2 separate regions of the Homo sapiens genome follow, and region 2 is linked to region 1. Evidence: chromatin loops called from intact Hi-C (ENCODE). Cell type or tissue: PC-9. All regions are shown on one strand. Each heading gives the region's core, and the rest is flanking DNA. Links, peaks and the distances in the headings are about the cores only. Region 1 has its middle 41 kb from the start of PEG10. Region 2 has its middle 91 kb from the start of PEG10.

The links. Hi-C counts contacts between places; a loop is a spot of excess contacts. Peaks named below come from ENCODE experiments on the same cell type or tissue, not always from the same donor. Only the 100,000 strongest peaks of a DNase experiment are listed, where the experiment ranks them.
Region 2: it touches region 1 in a loop (2.1-fold over the local background); 3 of 110 quality-filtered maps call a loop at or near these places.

Annotation. Positions count from the first base shown.
Region 1 is chr7:94,690,317-94,703,448 of GRCh38, forward strand. It overlaps the pseudogene RPS3AP25. Among named protein-coding and RNA genes, the nearest start is that of PEG10, 41 kb to the left of the region's middle. In PC-9, for the core only: no CTCF peak of the experiment used is centred there; DNase peaks (open chromatin) are centred at 7,235 and 8,165; H3K4me3 peaks cover 263 bases; H3K27ac peaks cover 2,609 bases.
Region 2 is chr7:94,741,256-94,754,387 of GRCh38, forward strand. No RefSeq gene overlaps it. Among named protein-coding and RNA genes, the nearest start is that of PEG10, 91 kb to the left of the region's middle. In PC-9, for the core only: no CTCF peak of the experiment used is centred there; a DNase peak (open chromatin) is centred at 7,326; H3K27ac peaks cover 633 bases.

The sequences.
Region 1 (13,132 bases), core at 3,035-11,034:
TGCCTTTTGACAAAAACTTCAGGATCATTTTGTCAATACCTACAAAGTGACTTGCTACCATTAGGTTGGGATTGTGTTAAGTCATAGATCAAGTTGGGAAGAATAGAAATCTTAACAAAATTAAATCTTTTAATTCATGAACTTGGAATATCTCTTCATTCATTTAGATATTCTTTGATCTCATTCATCAGAATTTTTCTGCATATAGATCTTGTACAAAATTTGTTAGATTTATACCCAAGTATTTCATTTGGGAGGTGCTATTTTAAGTTGTATCACTTTAAATTTCAATTGTAATTATTTGTTGCTGGTATTAATAAAAACAATCAAATTTATAAGATTATTGTGTATTAATCTTGTATCCTATAGTCTTGCTATATATGCTTATTAGTTTCAGGTGTTTTACGTTGATTCTTTGGATATTCTATATAGCCAATCAAGTTATCTGCAAACAGAGAGGTTCTTTTCTTCCCTCGCAATCTGTATACTGCTTATTTCCTTTTTTATTTTCTTATTGACACATAATATCTGTACATTTTCATGGGATATATGTGATATTTTATTACATACATAGACCGTGCAATGATCAGGTCATGGTATTTGGGGTGTCCATTACTTCAAGTATTTATTTCTATGTGTTGGGAATGTTTCAAGGCCTCTCTTATAGCTATTTTGAAATATACAACACACGGCTGTCAACTATAATCATCCTACTCTGCTATCAAACATTAGAACTTATTCTATCTGTATAATTGTATGTTTGTACTCGTTAAGCAAGTTCTCTTTATTCCAACCTCCAACCCAGGAAAACTTCCCATCCTTTGGTATCTATCATTCTACTGTCTACCTCCATGAGATCAACATTTTTAGCTCCCACATATGATAAAGAATATGCAATATTTATCCATTTGTGCCTGACTTATTTCACTTAATGTAATAAACTTCAGTTTCATCCATGTTGCTGCAAATGACAGGATTTTATTCTTTATAGCCAAATAACATTCTATTGTGTATATATACCATATTTTCCTCATCCATTCATCTGTTGATGGGCACTTAGGTTGATTCCGTATTTTCACTATTGTGAATAGTGGTGTAATAAACATGAGAGTGCAGATATCCCTTTGATATACTGAGAGTCTTTCCTTTGGATAAATACCTAGTAGTGGGATTGCTGGATTATATGATACTTTTATTTTTTATTTTTTTTTGAGAAATCTCAATACTGTTTTCCATAGTGGCTGTACTAATTTACATTCCTATCAACAGTGTATAAGAGATCCCTTTTCTCTGCCTCCTCTCCAGCATCTGTACTTTCTTTGTCTTTTTACTAATCGCCATTTTAACTGGGGTAAGATGAGGTCTTATTGTGGTTATGATTTGCATTTCCCTGATGATTAGTGATGTTGAGCTTTTTTCATATACCTATTGGCCATTTCTATGCCTTCTTTTGATAAATGTCTATTTGTGTTCTTTGCGCACTTTTTAATGGAATTGTTTCTTTTCCTGTTGAGTTGTCTGAGTTCCGTGTATTTTCTGGGCATTAGTCCCTTGTCAGATGAATAGTTTGAAAATATGTTCTCCCATTCAACAGGTTGTCTCTTCACTCTGTTAATTGTTTCCTTTGCTGTGCAGAAACTTTTAAGTTTAATATAATCCCATTTGCCTATTTTTGTTTCTGTTGCCTTTGTTTTTGAGGTTTTAGCTATAAAATCTTTGCCTAGATTAATGTCCTGAAGTGTTTCCCCTATGTTTTCTTCTAGTAGTTTTATAGTTTCTTGTCTTACATTTACATATTTAATCCATCTTGAGTTAATTTTTGGATATGGTGAGTGACAGGTGTCCAGTTTCATTTTTCTGCATATGGCTATCTAATTTTCTCAGCACCATTTATTGAATAAGGTCCTTTCCCCAGTGTATATTTTTGTTGGCTGTGTCAAACATCAGTTGGTTGTAGGTATGTGACTTTAATTCTGGGTTCTCTATTCTGTTCCATTGATCTACATGTCCATATTTATACCAGTACCATGATGTTTGGTTACTATAGCCTTGCAGTGTAATTTGAAGTCAGATAATGTAATGTCTCTAGCTTTGTTCTTTTTGTTTAGAATTGTTTTGGCTGCTCAGGATCCTTTTGTTTCCATATGAATTTTAGGATTTTTTTTCTAATTATGTGAAAAATGATGTTGATAATATGATGCTTAATGGTCCAAATTTCCATCACAGACTCCTACAATCCTAATAGGGCCCTTTAAGGAGAACCCCTAGACCCTCAAGGGCCCCAAGACTAACAAGGAACTGCACGGAGACTGTGCAAAGGTATTTCTCCAGAGTGGGAGTTCATGCTGGGTCTCACAAGATGCCATTAAGGATCTCTCACTTACGTTTTCTGTGTGTTAAGGAGCCTCTCCGGGCTCCCAGATGATCCTGGCCAAACAGACTGCCTCACTTCCCTCTCTTCTTGTGTTAGATGTTTCCTGTCACTTCTCTGCAGATGATCTACTCAAAGCGTGATTATCTACTCACTATTTTTGTTTTCTTTGTGGAGGAAGCAAGTACCAGATGCCTCCAGTAATCCACTTTGAAGCCCTCCTTTTCTTGTCTTATTTCACTAAGACTTACAGTATGACATTGAATAGGACTGGTGAGAGGAAACATTCTTTCCTGTTCTGGATCTTTGTGGGAAAGCATCCAGTGTCTCACCATTAAGTATGATGTTAGCTGTAGGTTTTTGTGGACATTCTTTATTAAATCTAGGAAGTTCCCCCTCTATTCCTACTTTGTTGACAGATTTTATCATGAATAGGTAATAAATTTTGTCAAGCGATTTTTCTGCCTCAATTGACATGATCAAGAAATTTTTCTTCTTTAGCTACTGATGGCTGATTATATTAATCAGTTTTTGAATGTTGAATCAGTGCGCAGAACTGGAATAAATCCTACTTGGCTGTGTTTTACAATTATTCTCATAGATTTTTTTTCAATTTGCTGATTTGGTTTTGAGAATTTGTCATCTCTGTAGTGAGAGATTGTGATTTGTAGTTTTTTACTGAAAGCTATCTTTTATAATATTTTTATTTGGTTTAGGTATTAGGATAATGCTGGCCTCATACAATGAGTTAGAATGTGTTCCTCTGGTTCTATTTTCTGGAAGAGATTGTAGAAAATTCATATAATTTCTTCTTTAATTGTTCCATAAGATTCACTGGTGAAATCATCTGGAACTGATGTGTTCTGTTTTGGAAGGTTATTAATGATTAATTAATTTTCTTAATAGACGTACACTCATTTAGTTTATTTATTTCTCCTTGTGTGAGTTTTGGGAGTTTGTGTCTTTCAGGGAATTGGCCCAGTACTGATAATAATCAGTAGTGATGGCCCTGTTTTTATGTCGGATATTGGTAACTTGTGTCTTTTTTCTTGGTTATCTTGGTTAGAAGTTTATCAAATTTACCAATTTTTTTTTTTTTAAAGAGCTTTTGGCTTTACTGATTTTTTCTACTACTTTATTCTTTTCAATGTCATTACTTTCTGCTTTCAGTTTTAGTATTTATTTTCTTCTGATTTCTTTAGGTATAAATTGCTCTCCTTTGTCTAGTTTCCTGAGCTCGGATTATTGATTTTAGGTTTTCTTCTTTTCTAATAAAGGCATTTAATTTTAAATTTCCTTCTAAACACTGTTTTTTCTGCATTCCACAAATTTGAAAAATTTTCATTTTCATTTCATTTCATTTAGTTATAAATAATTTTATAATTTTTATTGAAGTTTCTTTCTTATTCATTTGTTACTTATTTATTTATTTATTTATTTAGAGATGGAGTCTCGCTCTGTCGCCCAGGCTGGAATGCAGTGGTACGATCTCAGCTCACTGCAACCTCTGCCTCCTGGGTTTAAGGGATTCTCCTGCCTCAGCCTCCTGAGTAGCTGGGACTACAAGTGCGTGCCACCACGACTGGCTAAGTTTTTGTATTTTTAGTAGAGACAGGGTTTCGCCATGTTAGCCAGGATGGTCTCAATCTCCCGACCTCGATCTGCCCGCCTTGGCCAATCATGTGTTATTTAGATGGGTGTTGTTTAATCTCCAAACATTTGGGAATTCTCCAGTTATTTTTCTTTTACTGATCTAGTTGAATTCTATCATGGTCTGAGAGCATATTTTGTATGATTTCTATTCTTTGCAAGTTTTTAAGGTGGTGTTTTATGACCCAGATTGTGGTCCACCTTGGCAAATGTTCTATGTGAACTTGAGAAGAATGTATATTTAGCTGTTATTGGATAGAGTATCCTGTAATTGTCAGTTAGATCACATTGATTGATAGTGCTATTCTGGTCAATTATAGTCTTACTAATTTTCAACCTGCTTGATCTATGCATTATTAACCTTCTGCTAACAGATGAATTCTCCACATCTAATAGTGGATCTATCTATTTCTTTTTACAGTTCTATCAGTTTTTGCCTAATGTACTTTGATGGTCTGTTCTTAGTTAGCTGCACACACACTGATTGTTATGTATTTTTAGAGAATTGATGCCTTTACCATTGCATAATGCATGCCTTTATTCCTAATAATTTTTTTCTGAAGGTTACTTTTTTCCTGAAATCAAAATAACTACTCTAGCTTTTTCCTTTTTTCTTTCTTTCTTCTTTTTTTTTTTTTTTTTTTCACAAATAGCACTTTTTATTTGCCACCATTTGAAGTCTGAACTTTAAACAGATTCTTGGACTGGTGGTTCATATCCCTCAGCTCGTTCAACTTTAGCACCTGTCTCATCCCCAATGGCTTTTCCAGAACTACTGCTGTCACCATGAAGCTCCATGAGCTTTCCCAATTCAAACTTGGGCTTCTTCAGCATTTTTACTTTTCTAACGAAGACATCATGGAGAGGATAAATAGATTGGCAAGCCTTTTCTATGTCTTTTCCAATGCTGTCTGGAATCAATTTGTTGACGACTTCTTTCAAGTCATTTGTCTGCACCTCTCAGGTCATGATTTCCATCATCTTCTTTTGGATTTGGCGGACCTGTTGGTGCTGAGCATAAGAGGTCTTCTGTATCTGATTGTTGTGTTTTTTAGTAAAACCAACACAGAACAGATGAAGCAAGTAACCATCGGTAGTCTTGACATCAATGTGAGCTTCAATCTTGTCTGCCATTTTTTGACCATGGAACACATTTTGTCATGGGTAAGATCCATGCCATGAAAGTTAGTCAGGCAGTTTTTGCCCCGAACATCTTCAGTAATCAGCTTGAATTTTCTAAATGCAACTTCATCATTCTGCAAATCAGCAAGACTCACTTCAAACACATGACCCTTGAGACCATCAGATGCAATTTTGGTTCCTTGGGTCCTGGTGATGGCGTCTTTCCAATATTTCTTATATTGAACATAGCAAGTGCTTTCACATCATACCAATCTTTCTTAGAAAATTGATCAATCACTTTCTTCTTGGCTCCCTTTTTGCTGCCTTTCATAAAGCACTTGTTCTTGCCAACTGCCATGGTGCTGGTCAGAGCCAAAAGGCTTTTTAATTTTTTTTTAGACAGAGTCTTATTGTCTGCAGTACAGTGGCACAATCATGGCTCACGGTAGCCTCAACTTTCTGAGCTTAAGTGATCCTCCCACTTCAGCCTCCTAAGTAGCTGGGACCACAGGCACACACCAATATGCCTGGCTGATTTTCAAATATTTTACAGAGACATGGTCTCCCTATGTTCCCCAAGCTGGTCTTGCACTTCTGGGCTCAAGGAATCCTCCCACCTTGGCCCTCCTAAAGTGCCGCTTTCTTTTCTTTTTATTAGTGTTAGCATAGTCCATCTTTCTTATTATTTTAGTTTTACTCTGTGTCTTCATATTTAAGGTGGCTTTCTGGTAAGCAGTGTTTAGTTGGGTTTTGATATTTTATCCGCTCTGACATATCTGTCTTTTAATTGGTGCATTTAGACCATTCACATTTTAAATGGTTACTGATATAGTTTGGCTAACATCTACCTTGTTTATAATTGTTTTCTATTTATTCCACTTATTTTTTGTTCCTTTCTCTTCCCTCTTTTTCTGTCTTGCCTGGTTTTAATTGAGCATTTTATAATTCTCCATTATCTCATCCTTTAGCATATTAATTATACTTCTTTGTAAAAATAATTGAGTAAGGACTGCCCTAGAGTTTTCAATATTAATTTTTAACTAATCAAATTTACCTTTAAATAGCAAGAGAGATGGGGAAGACAACTTTCTGGCCTTTATCTTGGTGAGACTCATGAGAAATTTTTCAAACATAGTAAGGATGTTCAAAATTGCTGAGCAGCCACAAAGAACACAAAATCTACTACATATTTTTCTTAACTACTTTTTCTCCTATTTTTCACCTCCTTGCTTAGTTCCTAAAACAGTTAATTTCTTTCTACTTTGTCTTCCAGTCATTAAGTCATTCTACAAATACGTCATTTATCTTCAGTCCAACCATTGAGTTCTTTTTCAAAAATATCCTTGTGTCATGTTTTTGATTTCTAAGAATGCTCTCTTTTTCTGATAGTTCCATTTTTTGTATGCAATAACCTTTCAAATCTATTTGGAAGTATTAATTACAAATTATTTAAGGAATATGTTTCTTTTTTCTCTGTATTTTTGTATTCATTTTAGTGTCCCTCACTAAAATTTGCTCTTGGTTTTCCTCAAAATGTCTGGCAAATTTTGTATTCACATTTATAAATGAAAGACTTGCCTCACCATTGTGGGTGTCATGGGGCTCCCTGGCCATTTTCAAGCCTTCTTTACTATAGAGAACTACCCCTTGAAAGAGAGTTGTAACTTTAGAGCTCCATAAGTGTGACAGGGAAAAACTTACAGGAATGCTTCTTGCCAGGAAAAAAAAGGGCAGCTGTTTTTGAAAGGCCCATAGATAAAAAGCAAAGAGATAATCTACAGACTTTCCTCAAATGGTGAAATAAGAAAAGTGTGAGTGTGGCCCAACTCTTAGCATGGAGCTGCAATGTCCTTGTCATTTTCTTGATGTCCATTCTAACGGTCAAATTTTACCTTTTTGCCTTACTCCAGTTCAGGAGTTCATGCTAAGGCTTCATTTTCTGAGTCAAAAATTCTACTTTATTTAATTCTTCTAACATGATTTAGCCTGCAGGCTAAAGAATAGTCAAGTTGGGACTGGCCCAACTGTTGCACAATTCTTCAGTGAATTGACTCACTATTTGACCCATGACCAGCTCCCATTACTAACCCTGCTGACTCAATGCTTTGCATTTCACTATGGTTTCTAGCACTAATCCTGCTAACTACTGTATGTTTTTAAGAAATTTCTCCAATTTTAAGTATAATAATGACACTGCTTTGTCTCCAGTGCTGCTATAGATTTTTTTATTCATGAATCACTTCTGTTTTTCAAGGTGATTTTATGAATAAAAGGAAATACTGTATCATCTTGTTTGGTGACAACATTTGTCTTTTTCTACCACACAATGGGTGAATAATCCACTGGGTAAAATGGTAATTTTCAGGCTAGCTGAGACTAAATAAAATAAACAATGATGCATTGCTGTGATCAAAAACTCAGCTTTTTCATTGGTATATTTGGAATCTGTGTTTGTGCAAATGAATCCTTAGGCATAGGCATTTTTACCATGATACTTTAAAAATGCAAATTATTATGTGATGTTTGTACAATTCATTTCAGTACTTCTGCTTAGAAATTGTTTTCTTAGCCCTTTTCTGAATGAGATATATGTTCATTAACATTAAAACATACATTAACATAAACATATATTTTCATATGAAGATAAAAATATTAATGTGGTTATTCCAGAAGGTAGAATTTAGAGCGATGTTGATATTTTTGCTTTTAGATTGTGTTTTCTAAATTTTCTACAATAAACATGTACGTAACTTGAAGGAGGACTTTTAAAAATAAATGTATTTGCTTTTTTTTTTCGGTTTGCTAGACAAATATTATACCATGCCCACGGCTACCAAGAGAAGTAGTCACAAAGAGCAGCAAATTTAAGAAGCAAAAATTTAAAAAGCATAAACAGCCTTATGTATACTGATTGCATAAAGATTTCTGTGTGTATACCATTGTATAGAATGCAAGTTTAAAACTGCATGTATTATTTCTTCTGTGCTGTTTCCTGCCAGCTGTTGACCTTGAAAACAACATATTATTGAGATGACTCATGAGAACCAGTGTGAAATAGGACATTTTACTGCTAGAAGTTCTCCTTCTCCTCAGACTGTAGTTTGGCAGTACTGTATAAAGGCAGAACAAAGTTGTAAAAGCTGAGATTAGAAATTAGTCGTGTTAGCACACCTTAACCATAATTTTGTTAGGATGTGCAACAAAAGAATCAATGTTAACTATTTACTCAACAGTAACATTTATTATGCAGAAGAAATATGTGTTCACGCCTTATGAAATCTCTTCTAAGTCTTCCGAAGCCTAACATGGCAAATATAGAGTTTAGTGGACTCCATTATAATTTGGCTTACAACCCACATGTCTCGAATTTCCCCATAAATTGTATGAAAATAATATGCATAAAATTATTTTATGAAAATATAACATTAGCATTTTCCTTTTAAAATATCTGGGACTCATCCAATAAAGGTTCCTGTGATGTCAGGGACAGATGACCCTAAATGTAGAAGTGACATTATGAGGCATTTGCAAAACCTGGGCAAAATCAAGAGTACAAAATATTAACATTTTTACTTGCTATGAAAAAAATAGGCAAAATTTGAAAGTGTGGCAAAAAGTTGGGTACCATATCCCTTCAATGTCATACTAGGGTGACAGCAACCTAATTATTATCTAGGGAAGTGGGTCTGAAACTTCAGTGTGCATTCAAAATCATCTAAATAACTTACTAAATCATAGGTTGTTGGGTCCCACTCAGAGCTCCTGATTCTGTAAATCTGGCAAAAGGGCCTGAGAATATTAATTTCTAACAAATTTCCAGGTGAGACAGATTCAGGAATTTCTAATCCAGGAATTATAATTTCAGAATCACTGATACAGAAGAAGATACCTACTTAGATTACTGTACATTATTCATCTGCATTTCTAGGTATCAGTTTATAGACTTCTGTTCAGTAGAAATGGAAATAATTTCTGTACAGAGTAACAGATAATTCTAAATATTATTGCCCTATAAGACATTACCAGTTTTGTATCTTACCCAACTATCTTAACTGAATATGTCTGTGTGTGTGTGTGCACACAAGTGCATACATGCATGCATAATAGTTTCTCAATTGCTTCTTGAACTGGTTTTAATACCTCACTGGTTCCCTCACACATGTGAGTTCAATAACATTTTTTACACTTGTTTATATTATATTTGTATGAGAGAAATAATTTTACTTTTGTGAAAATTATACTTTAACACATTTGAATGAATGGTTGTTGACTGAATTTTGGTACTTTTGGATTTTATTATATAATTGTAATCTAGTATTGTACACAGAGCATTAAGGTAACTCTTTTAAATAGAAAGGTACATCTTTTGTGAAATTCATGAAATTACTTTGAAATTTCTTACATTATTTCAGTAGATTTCCTTTTCTTGCCTCAGACTTAACGTGCTTCAATGTTTTCTTGAAACTCTCAAGACGTTGTGTCATAAGATGGTTACTATTAATCAGAAATAATTTTCTCTTCATTTTTATTTTCATTAAAGTACCTCTCAGAGTCCTTTTTATGTTAACATGCAGAAATATACCACATGACTATCTTCTTCATCAAAATTGGGTAGCATCCATATTGGGTAGTATAAAAAACATATTTTAGCATAGAGAAATAATAACAGAACATGGAAGTCAGAAGTATATCTGTGTTTCCAGGGATTACATAAATGGCACGGGCCTTCATAGCTACAAGTTTAACTCCCAATTTATTACTAATTTCCCATGAGTCTTGGAGAATCACTATGCTTTTCATTCTTTTGCATCATTGTTTGCCAAGTATTATAATATTTGCAGGGATATAATTTAGTTAGATTGTAAGCTATTTTTATAAATTAGATGGTCTAGTAAAAAATGTAGTATTAATTAATATAAATATTCAAAACCACAATGAAATATTATTTCACATACATTAGGATGGCTACCACCAAAACAAAAACAAAAACGAGCGTTAGAAGGGATGTGGAGAAATTGGAATCCTTGCACACAGTTGATGGGAATGCAAAATCATGCAGCCACTATGGAAAAGAGTATGGCAGTTTCTCAAAAAATAAAAACATAGAATTACCATGTGATCCAGCAATCCCTGTCTGTGTACATATACAAAAGAATTGGAAGCAAGATCTCAAAGAGGTATTTGAACACTCATGTTTATAGCAGCTTCCACCAAGAGGTGGAAGCAACTCAAATGTCCATCAGTGAATGAAGGGATAAACAAAATGTGGTATATCCATATGATGGAATATTATTCAGTCTTAAAAAGGAAAGAAATCATGTCACACACTACAACATGGATGAACTTTGAGGACATTACACTAAGTGAAATAAACTAGTCACAAAAAGACCATACCACATGGTTTTACTTGTATGAGATATCTAAAGCAGTCAAGCTCATAGAGACAGGCTGGGTGGAGTGGCTCACACCTGTAATCCCAGCACTTTGGGAGGCCAAGGTGAAAGAATCACTTGAGCCCAGGGGTTCAAGATCAGCCTGGGCAATAGAGAGACCCTGTCTCTATTAAAAAAAAAATTCATAGAGACAAACAATGGATCATGGTTACCAGGGACTGGGAGAACCAGGAAATGGGGGGGTTGTTGTTTAATGGATATAGAGTTTCAGTTTTGCAAGATGAAAACATTCTGGAGATCCATTGCACAACAATGTGAACATAATGAACACTATTGAATGCTATACCTAAAAATAGTTAAGACTGTAAATGTTATGTTGGATTTTTTATCACAATTAAAAATAGAAAAAAAAAGTATTTCTGGATAGGATTAACTTTATGGCTTTAAAAGAAGGCAGCTTTAGGAGCCTAATTCCAGGCTCACCACAGGATTCCCTTTACCCTGCTATCTCCCTTACTAACCTGTTTTATGCCTTAAGTGTTACCTGTGGAGCATCCTTCCTTGTGGTTATGAGCATATTCCCCATTGTGAATAAATACCTAAAGTAACAACCTGTAATCAAGCATTTATATTTCTAAGGACATTTATGACAGATTGTTACAAGTAAGCTTTGACTGAATACACAAAGGAAAGAGCAGGAGGGCAGAGTGTCCTTGGTGAAGGGAGATTAAGAGTCTGGTGAAGCCTGGTTATTTACCAAAAACTTCATCTACTTAACTCCAATGTCAGGCCTGCAAAAATATTTTCCCTTCCTATTTCCTGTTGCCCTGGGGAAAGTTGCTGTTACCATAGAAAAGGGAGTCTATGTGTGTAACCTATGCATTCCTTTCTAGGGGCAGACAAAAGACACATTGTGAGTGAATGACTTTCACAGCTCTTCAGCTCTAGACCATTAGTATGCTCAGTTTTAAGCTCTATGTTTCCCTTTTTGAAGTAGTTAAATCCTTTATTGACTGTTTCTTCTCATTTCCACATCATCTTTTAGTTCAGTGGAGGAACATTATATTACGATTCTTACTAAGGGGCCAGAAGTGTCAATCCATTTTAAGGTCAATTCAAACACAGACCGCTTACCTCTCAGCCCTATGCTGTGGAACTTCTGGAAGAAACCCCATTCTTAATTTTATGATGTTTTTACACATATACCCCCACAAAAAGAGGTTACCATAGAAACTGGGGAGCAAGTAACTTGGTAACTTTAACAGAAGTGCATACTTGCTATTGCCAAAGCTGGAATAACAATTGTGCATTTACCAGGAGAATACAAGACTTTCTATTGTAAAGTCGACTACTTCTTTTTTACCAGGTGCTCCATGATTCTTCAAGTGTATTCCCAATATGAGACAATGTTTTCTGTATTAGTGACTTAGAAAAATATTTGGGTTTTTTTTTGACATAGCAGTATGTCAGTGAAAAAAATTAAATTGACATGATTTATATTACCTTATGTGTCTACATCATTCCTTTTGCTTCTAAGGCTTTACAAGGACATCCTTGAAGATTTTTGTGAGGGGTTGGCTCCCTTTATTTTTAATTAAACATTGATATAATTCATTGTACAAAATTTGGGGAGCACAGTGAACTGTAAAGAAGATTTTAAAAACCCATAAAGCCTTTGTCTCTCGCTCCAGCCAGAGCTTGGGGTTAGTGCTTCACTGCCCTGTGTCCTCCGCTCCAGGAGGTCTCTGTGATTGTGCCACAGCCTAAGCCTCCATCGCTCTGTGACCTGCTGGTATTGGAACATTCATAGCAAAGACCCCAGGACACTCCTGAAGCCAAGAAGGAGGAAAAGAAATAGCCCTGCAATGTGAAGAGACATGAGACAGTAGCCAAACTCCCAGAAGACAGGAGAAGACAGAATACCTCCTAAATCTTTATATGAGGCCAGCATTAACCTACATCAAACCAGACAAAGACATTACAATAAAATAAAACCACAGACCAATATCTCCTATAAATGTACATGCAAAAACCTCAACAAAATACTAGCAATTCAAATTCAATGAGGTACAAAAACAATTACACACTATGACCAACTTGGATTTATTTCAGATAATGCAAATCTGGTTCAACATTTAAAAACCAATTAATGCAATCCATTCCATGAAGACTAAAGAAGAAAAATAACATGAGCATATAAATGGAGAAAAAAACATTTGAAAACATCTAGTACCTTCTCGTGGTTAAAAGACTGGGCAAAGAAGGAAAAGAAGGGAACTTCCTCAACTTTATACAAAATATTTTTTAAAAACTCCAACAGCTGGCCAGGCGCGGTGGCTCATGACTGTAATCCCAGCACTTTGGGAGGCTGACGCGGGCAGATCACCTGAGGTCAGGAGTTCAAGACCAGCCTGACCAACATGGTGAAATCCCATCTCTACAAAAAATAAAAAATTAGCCAGGTGTGGTGGCAGGCACCTGTAGTCCCAGCTACTTGGGAGGCTGAAGCAGGAGAATCGTTTGAACCCGGGAGGCAGAGGTTGCAGTGAGCCAAGATCACGCCACTGCACTCCAGCATGGGCAACAGAGTGAGATT
Region 2 (13,132 bases), core at 3,542-11,541, 51 kb after region 1:
GTAGAATGGTGATTGCCAGGAATTGGGAGGGAAATGGGCTGTTGTTGTTTAATGGGTATAGAGTTTCAGTTTCACAACGTGAACAAGTTGGTTGCACAACAACCTGAATATATGGAACACTATTCAACTCTACACTTAGAAATGGTGAACATGGTAAGGTTTATGTTTTGTATTTTGTACCACAATAATAATAAAAAAAAGTATGTGGGAGGAGAGTCATTCTAGAACCTCACTTTACTCAGAAGATGTCTCCAAAAATGTCTTGATATGACATAAGTGTCTCTAGTGATTAAGGATGTTTTCACTCAGGAAGAATTAGCAGTATGTGTAAAAAAATTAAGAAAATAAAATCTGTAGTGTTATTATTTTGCATTAAGGAATCTTGTATATCTGCTAGTTTTTTTAATGTTTGTTTTATTAGCCTTGTAATTCAATTTTCTAAAATGTACTTGTGTAATTGATTTAGGCTTATGATATTAAATTGAATTCTTGCTAAATATATATGATATATAGACATCTATACAGACATATATATAGACATCTATATAGACATATATATAGACATATATATATAGACATATATATAGACATATATATATAGACATATATATAGACATATATATATGGTCTAGAAAAAAATCTAAGATAACCTGCGGTATTTATGAGTTTAATTTGTGAAATTAATAAGAGTAGTCAGGAAGACTGTGTTAGACAATCATATTGATGAAAAGAAAACTGAACATTTTAACATAAAATGTGTAATGTAAAAGGAAATTTAATAAACTTAGATGTTTAAGGGAATTTAATAAGGTCCTAAAATCCTCCTTAAAAGGAGTTACAAAAATTTTCTAGATTTTTAAAAAGAATTTAAAGACTAGAAGGTGAATAAAAGCTTAAGAAAGAATCAAGTAAATAAAACATTCATTTAAAAAGAAACCTAAGTAAACCTCTAAATGGCTTCTTCTACACATAAAAGCTGTCCTTGAGGGCATCAGAAAACTCATTTTAACACTGACAATAATATCGAGAGTGACAAAAATCCTTTCCCTGACCAAACTCTAGCCAGGCTCCTCTGAGCAGTCTTCTCAACTAGGCCTCAACCTTGGCCTATAAATGCTTTAATGAACACTTACATAGTTGCTAACAGCTCAAGGCTGAATCCCCAGAATGACCCCAGCCCTTCTTCAAGTGCCTGCCTTAGAAAACTCAAGGCTGTCAAAAGAATTTACTGTTTTCTCTAGCCAACATTTGAAGATAGAAACCCTGTCTCCCAGTCTCTGTGGGAGGGTAGGAGCTTAAGTTTAATAAACACCAGTTAATAAGCCCAGATTGATTTCACATGGACCAACCCCCTTTTCACTTTTTCTAATTTTTCACTTCTCCAGCTCCATTGAGAGCTGGCCTACTCCTGTCACTATTCCCTTACTGCTCCTTTAAAACACCCACTCACTTCTGCACAAATCAAAGCTCAGGTCATTTCACATTGGACCCTTTTCCCTATTGCAATAGAATATTACTGAATAAAACCTGTCCTTACCACTTCAACTCATGTCCAACTTTCTTTATCTTTGACAAAGGTAAAGAAGGAGTGAGACTTGGGTTGCAGCAAGCTAATAGGTAGTTGTTAACTGACATAGTGTGAGCAAGTCAGGTACCCTATAGAACAAATAGAACTAAATTCAAAGACTCCAGAGAGCCATGGCTAAAAATGTAAATGTTGGAGTACTTGTCTTCCTATTTAAGTTATACTGAACCCTTCTCAGTAATTTTTAACCTTAGAGCTTTTACTTGGTTTTTTATTCATTAACTGTTATGCCAGCAGGCAACTTGTGAGTTCTGGGGAAGGCCTGAAACTGTGGAGCGGAGACTATAAGGAACCTTGATAATGAGTAGCCTAATTCTCTCTTCATCTCTGGGACAGAGTAACTTATAATTCTGCTCAGGTGCAAAAGCAGTTTGAAACTGACTGTGGCTCCAGCTCTTAAAGATTTTCCTACAGTCAAAAATAGATTTTCTTTTATTTTTAAGTAATCTGCAAAGCACCCTGCTCAGCAACATGTACATTTAATAATTTGGGGGGAAGATAATAAGGATGACCTGGTATGATACCATTTTAATGAGCCAGTTTGTTGCTAAGTAAGCTCTGGTCCTTGGTGCATATAAGGTACATTTTTAAATGAGTCAGAATCACTTATTGATCACCCTCTGTGTGTAGATTCCTGTGTTAGTCTTATTGACAATTTAAAAGAACAACAGAAGAAAAAAGACTCAGACTTCAAAGCGTTTCTACCAGCCTTTTTGGAATAATGAACACTTTTGGGCAGGCAAAGGCCAAGGCAACCTGCTGCAGCCTTGTGTCAGTTTCAGGGTACAGGGTCATTCACTAGGATAAGAAGAAAGGAGTTGAGAACTAGAAGTAGACTATAAAAATGAAATTACCTCCAAAGCAATCCTCAGACCAATGATCAAATGAAACCTATCAAGCAGGGGGACCAGAGAAGCCCATCCAAAATTATATTTGTTACTTACCACAACACTTGGTCCAACTATCAGTTCAATGAAGAATTTTCAGACTACAAAAAAATCACGTCCCTCCTTGAAAAACTGAAAATACAAACAATGGCCAGACCAAATATGCAATCCACCTCTGACCCACAATTGCTGCAGCAATCAGCCCAAAATTATTAAAACTTGGTCAGTGACTGCCAGCTTCCCCTGATTCTTGCCCCAGCTTCCAACTCGGGACCAACCAGAGAAAGCCAAATGTGCTTTCCAATTCAGTTGCATAGGATGAACTGCTTCTATCTAGCCCACCTGCAGCTTCCCCACACCATTAACTTCCTATCAAAGCAGACCTAAAGCCTTCCCCCATTTTTTTTTTCTTCACTGTAAGGCTTCCCTGGCTGCCTTGGAGTCTCTGCCAAAAGCAAGTGATCGTGGCTGACTCCCTGTCTATAGCAAGGTCTGAAAAAACAGTCTTTTAAATTCTCATCTCAGTGGTCTTCATTTATTTCCACAATTTTACTGGACGCCCCACCTGAATACGTTCTGCACTGTCTGTTGCTGTCAACCAGGTGAAGATGCTACAGTAGGAGGCCCCTTGTGCCTCGCTACTCGTGTCTTACAGAGTGCACGCTGATGTGGTAAGTTTGCAGCAGGTCTAAACTTGGCTTTCTTTACGCTGAGTTTCTTACCCATTTATTCAGTTCAATAAGCAGAGTTTGTAACTGGTTCCCCTTTGTTTAGCTTCCTTGGTGGAATCAGGTCATTCTGTTTTGCTGTCTTTTGTGCTTCTGTTCTGTGTTGTGCTGTTTGAAAGTATTGTTCGTTTTAAGGAGAATCACAGGGAAGACACAGGCATAGCCTTAATAAACCTGTTGTTCCAGCTGGCCTCAGAGGCTCATTAATTTGTGGTTCTTACTGGACAGGTGTCCATTTGACAAATTCTGCTGTGGTCACCAAAAACAAAATGAGTTTCTTCTTTTGTCTTGACCTTTTGTCTTAAAAGCTTGGCTTAATGAAGAGAGAGTGTTCTCTGGTCTTCAACCTGCAGGGTCTGGGAGTTAGGGAGGTGCAGATTATCGGTTCTGTGCATGGAGGCAGCCACTTTTCAGGTTAGCGACCAGAACATGAGATGTCCAAGGATCACATTTCTACTGACCATGGCCAGCTCTCATGGAGTCATGTGTGTCTAAAATCTCTCCTCCCTAGAAAGAACTCCTTCTTAAATGTACTCATAGTATAATCCTATTTTTTGCACCTGTCTCTCTAAAAGGCATAAGTTTACCAAGAATGACTGGGGCCTTCAATGGCCACTCTGGGGAACATTTGACTTGAACAAAATTGTTCATTTGAGAAGTGCTTTAAGAAAGGGAATAATATTTCTCTGGCCAAATAGGCAACATTTCTTAATGGTATGCAAAGTCCTCTAAATGAAATCCTGAATTAAAAATTGCTTCACTAAAAGATCTTTTGGCCAAAGATAATGAGCAATAAAGCAAACTTAAGCAAATGTAAGCTAAAATAAACTAGACTAATCCCCCATTAAGTGCCCCGCTCCTTATCTTCAGTTGCTTCCCTATATTCAGCTTTTCCTCTTCTCTGTTATCCTCTGATCCTCTCCTTCTGCACCTCCATGGACTCATCCTTCCCTGGTTCAGACCCTCTTTCTTTTGCCAACACTTCTTCAAAGAGCCTGACATACAACTTGCTTCGAATGATCCATTTCTCCCTTGATCCAGGCATGCAGGCACCTGTAGAATTTAAACCTCCTCCCAGCCCTTAACTATAACCATTAGGCCCTTAACTGAAGAATGTTCCTTTCTACTCTGTGATACCTTCCCTGCAAATTTAAAATAGAAAGGCTTACTTAGTCATAGAATTGTAATATTAAATGCACAATAGGAGGATTTTGTCTTGAGGTTCCAGAGGACACCTCTATTTATTACCAAGTTGTTTCTAGTCTAGAGATACATTTACTTCTCCATTATATTTGAGGCATATCTCAAATAAGGATTATAACACTGTACCTAACACTTCATGGGCTAAAAATGCCACTGACATAGGAAAAATGATTGGAGCAGAACCTATTTAAATAGATCCTACCAAACCATTATACAAAGTTCACCAAGATCCCTTGAAACCAGAAGCAAAGGAAGGGCTCAGACCTATAGTTTAAGGATTTACAGCAAAAGATCTGCAATAGCTCTTGTAACACTCCCATCCTAAGAGTAAATAAATCAAACACAAAAGTATATTTTTTTCACAACCTGAGAATCAGCAGCAAAAGTGTTATCCCTCACTTGCTAGTAGTACCTAACCCAAATATCAACCTGTCATTAATTCCACCTGAAACCACTTGCTTCAGTGTAGTGGATCTTTATTCTAACTTATTCAGTGTGCCTCTAGACCAGGACAGTGAATACCTTTCCTTTCACCTGGAGAAGACAACAATATATCAGGACAATCATGCCTAGGAGTTATTGAAGCTCCCTCCTGTATTTCCTGGGTACTCAATCGGGAGTTAAAAGATTTAAATTTCCCTTGTGATTCAGTACTAGTACAATATGTAGACAATGTCATAATTTGTTGAGAGAACAAAGAATTTCATTTACTTGCTCTTAGCTGTACAAGAAGAGGGACATAAAATTTCAAAAGTTGTTACAATTTTGCCAAAACACTGCCCATTATTTAGGGCATGACCTATCTGAGAAAAACACTTTCTCCTAAGTCCTAACGACCATCCAAACATATCCTATGCCCCTTATAAAATGGCAATTGAGATGATTTCTAAATTTAACGGGATATTGCAAACATTGGGTATCAAATCCTTTTGAACTTGTGATACTTCTTTATGAATTGAAGAACATCTTGCAATGCAATTGACTATGGAGATGACTAAACAGTCCCCCATCAGTGAAGATCTGGATCCCTAGCCTTTCTGGAATTGGTCAACCTCTTGAAAGTAAGAGAATGACCAAAGGCGGGGGACTAAGAGACTGAATATACAAATGGACAATGGCCAGACCAAATATGCAATCCAACTCTGACCTCTCAAAACCTCACAACCTCTGCTGCAATCAGCCTACAACAATCAGAACATGGTCAATGACTGCCAGCTTCCCTAATTTTTGCCCTGGCTTCCAACTCAGGATGAACTGCTAAATGATCTCCCCCAAACCAATCACACAGGATGCCACATTTCTAGTTAGCCCACCTCCAACTTCCCCATGCCAATAACCTGCAATCAGAGCACACATAGAGCCTCCTTTTTTTCACTATAGAGCTTTTGCACTCCCCTGTCTGCCTTCAAGTGTCTGCCAGATGCAAGTGATGGAGGCTGACGGCCTTGCTATAACAAGCCCTGCATAAACAGTCTCTTTTGAGTTTTCTCTTACTTGCATTGTATTTATTTCCATATTCTCCACTCAGAATTTTTTTATTTGAACAATTTTGGTTCCTAGCTATGGTAAGTTCCTGAGCACTACCAATCCCACCTACCGTCAGAATAACTCTTATGCTACTTAATCTCAAACTCCAGAGTCAAAACATCTATGCAAAAATGCCACTGTCTTGCTCTAAAGAAATATATAGACACTTCACTTTTTCTGTGCCCCCAAATGCAGGGATACTATGAGTTTATCCAAAATTAAGGAGGTCTCAATTCAAAGATTTTAAAAGTCGAGGTGACCGCTCCATGTTTGTCTACCCTGTCTTTAATTAAACCTTGCTATGGTCATCTCATCTCCAAACTGACCTCCAAAAACTGACCCTCGAAACATAGGTATGAATCTTGAGTAGTAAATTCCTGCTGACTTCACAGTCATTTCCACTAGATGGTTTTATAAGGAGGGTTACTATTAAGAGAAGCTTGGGAAACACCTTGTCAGTCATGTAGTTTTATAGAGATGTCAAAACTATGCCCAGCGAAATACATGCCAGCCCTACAGGAAAACTAACATTTTGTCTCCATGAATGTAATAGAAAAACTCAAAAAATCAGAAATAGGCAAAATTGAGTACTGAGTGTTCTTTCACCTCTGTAGGGGCAGAAGTTAACAGGTAGATTTCTGTTGAATAGAAAAACAACTTCTACTCTGTATCATTTATTGCCCTGTGAGTATTAAACAACTTAGTGTTTACCCAAGCAATCTAATACTAATTTTTTATTAAATTATCTGTAGATTCCTGGCTCCTCAAATGCTCTTTGTACTAGTTTTAACATCTACTAGTTCCCTCATTAACTGGTTGAAAAAAAACTGACACATGTTCATTTGATATTCAACATGAGATATAATTTTATCTTTCTAAAAATTATACTTTAACCATTAAAAATGTAAGCTCCCTGACATTTGGGGCTGACTGATAAAAGAGAAAAAAAATTAAACTCTTGAAGGAAAGACATTATATGATGGGTTTTTTTGAGCTATTATAACAATATATATCCTAATATTGAATCAACCTTGCATTCCTGAGATATATAATATACTTGATATTTTGGTGCCAAATTCTATTTGCTAATATTTGTATTTAGGATATTTGCATTTGTAATTATTCCCAGAAAATTTTCAGAAAAAGGGAAAATCATGACTCATATAAACATAAAAATAGCAAATATGAAAACTTTCAAAAGGAAAGCTAAAATGGAAAAAAAAACTATACAGAGTAAAGGGATGGTGAAAGGAATTGCAAATAGGCACAAAACTGGTTTTTCCACAGAGTTAGTCAAAATCATTATAGAACAATACAGCAGTCATATATTTATCAGTTACCTACACATAAAAAGAGATCAAATAGCTCAAAGACAATGAACAAGACTAGAATCTGATAAGCTGGAAGGTATGCTGCAAATGATTCATAGTTTCCATTGAAACACACACAAAAAGTTTGACATAATCATTGGTAAAGTTGGTCTGTAATTTAATTTTTTTTTTTTTTTGAGACAGAGTCTTACTTTGTCACCTATGCTGGAGTGCAGTGGCATGACCATAGCTCACTGCAACCTCAACCTGCTGGGTTCAAGTGATCCTCCCACCTCAGCCTCCTAGGTAGCTGGGACCACAGTTGTGCACCCCTACAGCTGGCTAATTTCTTTATCTTTTTATAGAGACAGGGTCTCATCATGTTGCCCAGGCTGATCCTGAATTCTTAGGCTCAAGCAATTCTCCTGCCTTGGTCTCCCAAAGTGCTGCGATTACAGGCATGAGTGACCACATGTAATTTGATTTTTTTAAATAAAATATTCATTGCATTTTGGTATTGTAAAAGAAAAAAATACCTTTGAAACCCTTTTATTAAAAAAGGGTTTCACTGGGTGCAATAGTTTGCATCTGTAATCCCAGCTACTTGGGAGACTGAGGTGGGAGGATCACTGCAGCCCAGGGTTCTAGACCAGCCTGGACAATATCGTAAGAACTGGGGGGGAAAAAAAAAGAGTTTCAAGACACAGGGACGTCAGTAAACCAAAAACCTGGCAAAAAATTTCAGAGTCAACTTTATCTCAACTCTAAAAGACAGACAATGGTTTGCAGCAACAAAGGGAACACTTAATCAGGAGAAAGGCCATTGAAACAAAGTAAAGAACTTTGCAGCAGTTTAACTTAGCCTTGTCCCGTCCCTTTCCTCAGCACAACAGAGGTCTTGAAGACAGTATCTTGTGTTCCTGATATGGGGACATGGTTCCAGAAGGAGGCTAGTGGACCTCTTTCCCAAGAATTACTCTTTTCTCTTTTGACCTGTCTGCGGGTTCCCTGAAAGACTAACACAAGGGTCCTGCCTTTGTTTCATCTACCTTGGAATTCTCTCAAGGTGGAGAATCAGAGAGATGTTCCTCTAAAACATTGTACACCATCATACACAGAGTATGTTCCTCTAAATCACTGAAAGCCAAAAGAATGAGCATCTGTCAGCTGAGACAAAAAAGAAAGGTTGGGGAAAACAATTGTTTCCACACAGCGAGGAAGAAAAAGTTGAGAGTAGGAATCTGTAGGGAATAAGGGCTTTGAAAAACTCTTGCCTATAATGGAGAATCTAGGAAGTTACACACAAACTCAGAGCAGGATGCTTGCTCAGAAAAGACCTGAGAAGGCCATAAACTTTCACCTTTGACTGATCTTTAGGGTTAATGAAAGCAGGAAGTGAAGGTTAAGTCAGAGTTGTAAACTGCCTAAGCAATGAAGGAGTGCCTCAACAAACAACCAATCTTCAAAAACCTAGAGGATATCATATTTCTTTCTCTTCTTTTCTTTTTTCATACCTTTGTTTTCTTTCTTTCTTTTTTTTTCTGCTTTTTGTGTGTGTTTGAGGTGGGGAGAGTGTTCCCAGAATTTAAGAAAAATCTCTATGAAGGAATTATGTGACAGTTAAACTAAAAGAACAGAGATTTCTGACAAACACATAATAAAGAAGATAGTCTTTATAAGAAGAGTTTAGGAAAGTCATTAAAACAAACAACTACAACTCATAGCAAGTAAAATCAGCAAATCCTGGAGAGAGAAGAATTTGATTTCCAGAGTTAGTATGTTTTAATATACAAAATGTGGCTGGGCGCGGTGGCTCACGCCTGTAATCCCAGCACCTTGGGAGGCCAAGGCGGGTGAATCAAGAGGTCAGGAGATTGAGACCATCCTGGCTAACATGGTGAAACCCCGTCTCTACTAAAAATACAAAAAATTAGCGGGGCGTGGTGGTGGGCACCTGTAGTCCCAGCTACTGTGGAGGTTGAGGCAGGAGAATTGCATGAATCCAGGAGGCGGAGCTTGCAGTGAACCAGATCACGCCAATGCACTCCAGCCTGGGCGACAGAGCAAGACTCCGTCTTAAAAAAAAAAAAAAAAAAAGGGCCAGGCGTAGTGGCTCACACCTGTAATCCCAGCACTTTGGGAGGCCGAGGCGGGCGGATCACGAGGCCAGAAGATCCAGACCATCCTGGCTAACATGGTGAAACCCCGTCTCTACTAAAAGTACAAAAAAATTAGCCGGGCGTGGTGGCGGGCACCTGTAGTCCCAGCTACTAGGGAGGCTGAGGCAGGAGAATGGTGTGAACCCAGGAGGCGGAGTTTGCAGTGGGCCGAGATCATGCCACTGCACTCCAGCCTGGGCGGCAGAGCGAGACTCCATCTCAAAAAAAAAAAAGAAGTGCAGTTTTAAACAAAGAAGCAGAGAAAGAAAGAACAAAGAAACTATGGCCCATTTACAGGGAGAAAAAAAGAAATTAATGAAAACTACCCCTGTGGAAGCATAGACATTTTTCTTAAGTAGACAAAGATCTGAAGAAGTTATAAATATGCTTAAAGAGTTAAAGGGAAACATGGGGAAAGAAAGAAAAGAAACAAGGAAAATTATATCTCAACAAATAGAAAATATCAACAAAGGAAAATAGATTTCAAAAAATAAATAAATAGAATATTTGGACCTGAAAAATACCATAACAGAAATGAAAAATTCACTGAAGGGGTTCAACTGCAGATTTAAGCCATCAGAAGAAAGAATCAGTGAACTAAAAAAGAAGTCAAATGAAATTATTCAGTCTGAGAAACAGAAAGAAATAAAGATGAAGAAAAATGAACAGAGCTTAAGAGAATTGTGAGACACCATTAAGCATACCAAGTTATGCATAATAGGAAGGAGAGGTGACAGAGAAATGGGCAGGAAGAATGTTTGAAGGATATTTAATATTTCAAGAAATAATTGCCAAAAAATTCCAAATTTGAAAAAGATATGAATCTATACACCCACAAAGCTTAATAAATTCTGAAATTGAGTATTTATGCTTTAGTAGTCACTTCCATTTTAAAATCTATTACCTGTTCTTTTTTGATCACTTTTATTTTTTCTGATATTTGTGTATTTTTTTCTTTAGTTGTTTTTTTAAATATACTTTTAAGTTCTGGGGTACATGTGCAGAAGATGCAGGTTTGTTACATAGGTATACATGTGCCATGGTGGTTTGCTGCACACATCAACCCATCATCTACATTAGGTATTTCTCCTAATGCTCTCCCTCCCCTAGCTCCCCACCCCTGACAAGCCCCAGTGTGTGATGTTCCCCTCCTTGTGTCCATGTGTTCTCATTGTTCAACTTCCACTTACAAGTGAGAACATGTGATGTTTGGTTTTCTGTTCTTGCATTAGTTTGCTGAGAATGATGGTTTCCAGCGTCATACACGTCCCTGCAAAGGACATGAACTCATCCTTTTTTGTGGCTGCATAGTATTCCATGGTGTATATGTGCCACATTTTCTTTATCCAGTCTATCATTGATGGGTATTTGGGTTGGTTCCAATCTTTGCTATTGTGAATAGTGCCACCATAAACATATGTGTGCATGTGTCTTTATAGTGGAATGATTTATAATCCTTTGGGAATATACCTAGTAATGGGATTGCTGGGTCAAATGGTATTTCTAAGTTCTAGATACTTGAAGAATCACTACACTGTCTTCTATAATGGTTGAACTAATTTACACTCCCACCAACAGTGTAAAAGCATTCGTATTTCTCCACATCCTCTCCAGCATCTGTTGTTTCCTGACTTTTTAATGACGGCCATTCTAACTGGCATGAGATGGTATCTCATTGTGGTTTTGATTTGCATTTCCCTAATGACCAGTGATGATGAGCTTTTTTTCATAAGTTTGTTGACTCCATAAATGTCTTCTTTTGAGAATTGTCTGTTCATATCATTCACCCAGTTTTTGATGGGGTTGTTTGTTTTTTTCTTGTAAATTTGTTTAAGTTCTTTGTAGATTCTGGATATTAGCCCTTTCTCACATGGATAGGTTGCAAAAATTTTCTTCCATTCTGTAGGTTGTCTGTTCACTCTGATGATAGTTTCTTTTGCTATGCAGAAGCTCTTTGGTTAAATCAGATCCCATTTGTCAATTTTGGCTTTTGTTGCCATTGCTTTTGGTGTTTTAGTCATGAAGCCTTTGCCCATGCCTATGTCTTGAATGGTATTGCCTAGGTTTTCTTCTAGGGTTTTTATGGTTTTAGGTCTTATGTTGAAGTCTTTAATCCATCTTGAGTTAATATTTGCAGTAAGGAAGGGATCCAGTTTCAGCTTTCTGCATATGACTAGCTAGTTTTCCCAACACCATTTATTAAATAGGGAATCCTTTCCCCATTGCTTGTTTTTATCAAGTTTGTCAGAGATCAGATGGTTGTAGATGTGTGGCATTATTTCTCAGGCCTCTGTTCTGTTGCATTGGTTTATATATCTGTTTTGGGTAGCAGTATCATGCTGTTTTTGTTACTGTAGCCTTGCAGTATAGTTTGAAGTCAGGTAGTGTGATGCCTCCAGCTTTGTTCTTTTTGCTTAGGATTGTCTTGGCTATAGGGGCTCTTTTTTGGTTCCATATGAAAATTAAAGTAGTTTTTTCCAATTCTGTGAAGAAAGTCAGTGGTAGCTTGATCAGGATAGCATTGGATCTATAAATTACATTGGGCAGTATGGCCATTTTGACAATATTGATTATTCCTATCCATGAACATGGAATGTTTTTCCATTTGTTTGTGTCATCTCTTATTTCCTTGAGCAGTGGTTTGTAGTTCTCCTTGAAGAGGTTCTTCACATCCCTTGTAAGCTGGATTCCTAAGTATTTTATTCTCTTTGTAGCAATTGTTAATGAGAATTCACTCATAATTTGACTCTCTGATTGTCTGTTATTGGTGTATAGGAATGCTTGTAATTTTTGCACATTGATTTTGTATCCTGAGACTTTGCTGAAGTTGCTTGTCAGCTTAAGGAGATTTTGGGATCAGACGATGGGGTTTTCTAAATATACAATCATGTCATCTACAAAAAGACAATTTGACTTCCTCTTTTCATAATTGAATACCCTTTATTTCTTTCTCTTGCCTGATTGCCCTGGCCAGAACTTCCAACACTATGTTGAATAGGAGTGGTGAGAAAGGGCATCCTTGTCTTGTGTCAGTTTTCAAAGGGAATGTTTCCAGTGTTTCCCATTCAGTATAATATTGGCTGTGGGCTTGTCACAAACAGCTTTTACTATTTTGAGGTATGTTCCATCGACATGTAGTTTATTGAGAGTTTTTAGCATGAAAGGGTGTTGAATTTTGTTGAAGGCCTTTTCTGAATCTATTGAGATAATCATGTGGGTTTTGTCATTGTTCTGTTTATATGCTGGATTACGTTTATTGAGTTGTGTATGTTGAACCAGCCTTGTATCCCAGGGATGAAGCTGACTTGATCGTGGTGGATAAGCTTTTTGATGTGCTGTTGGATTCGGTTTGCCAGTATTTTATTGAGGATTTTCGCATCAATGTTCATCAGGGATATTGGCCTGAAATTTTCTTTTTTTGTTGTGTCTCTGTCAGGTTTTGGTATCAGGATGATGCTGGCCTCATAAAATGAGTTAGAGAGGATTTCCTCTTTTTCTATTGTTTGGAATAGTTTCAGAAAGAATGGTACCAGATCCTCTTTGTACCTCTGGTAGAATTCAGCTGTGAATCCATCTGGTCCTGGGCTTTTTTTTTTTTGTTTTTTGGTTGGTAAGCTATTAATTACTGCCTCAATTTTGGAACTTGTTATTGGTCTATTCAGGGATTTGACTTCTTCCTGGTTTATTCTTGGGAGGATGTATGTGTCCAGGAATTTATCCATTTCTTCTAGAT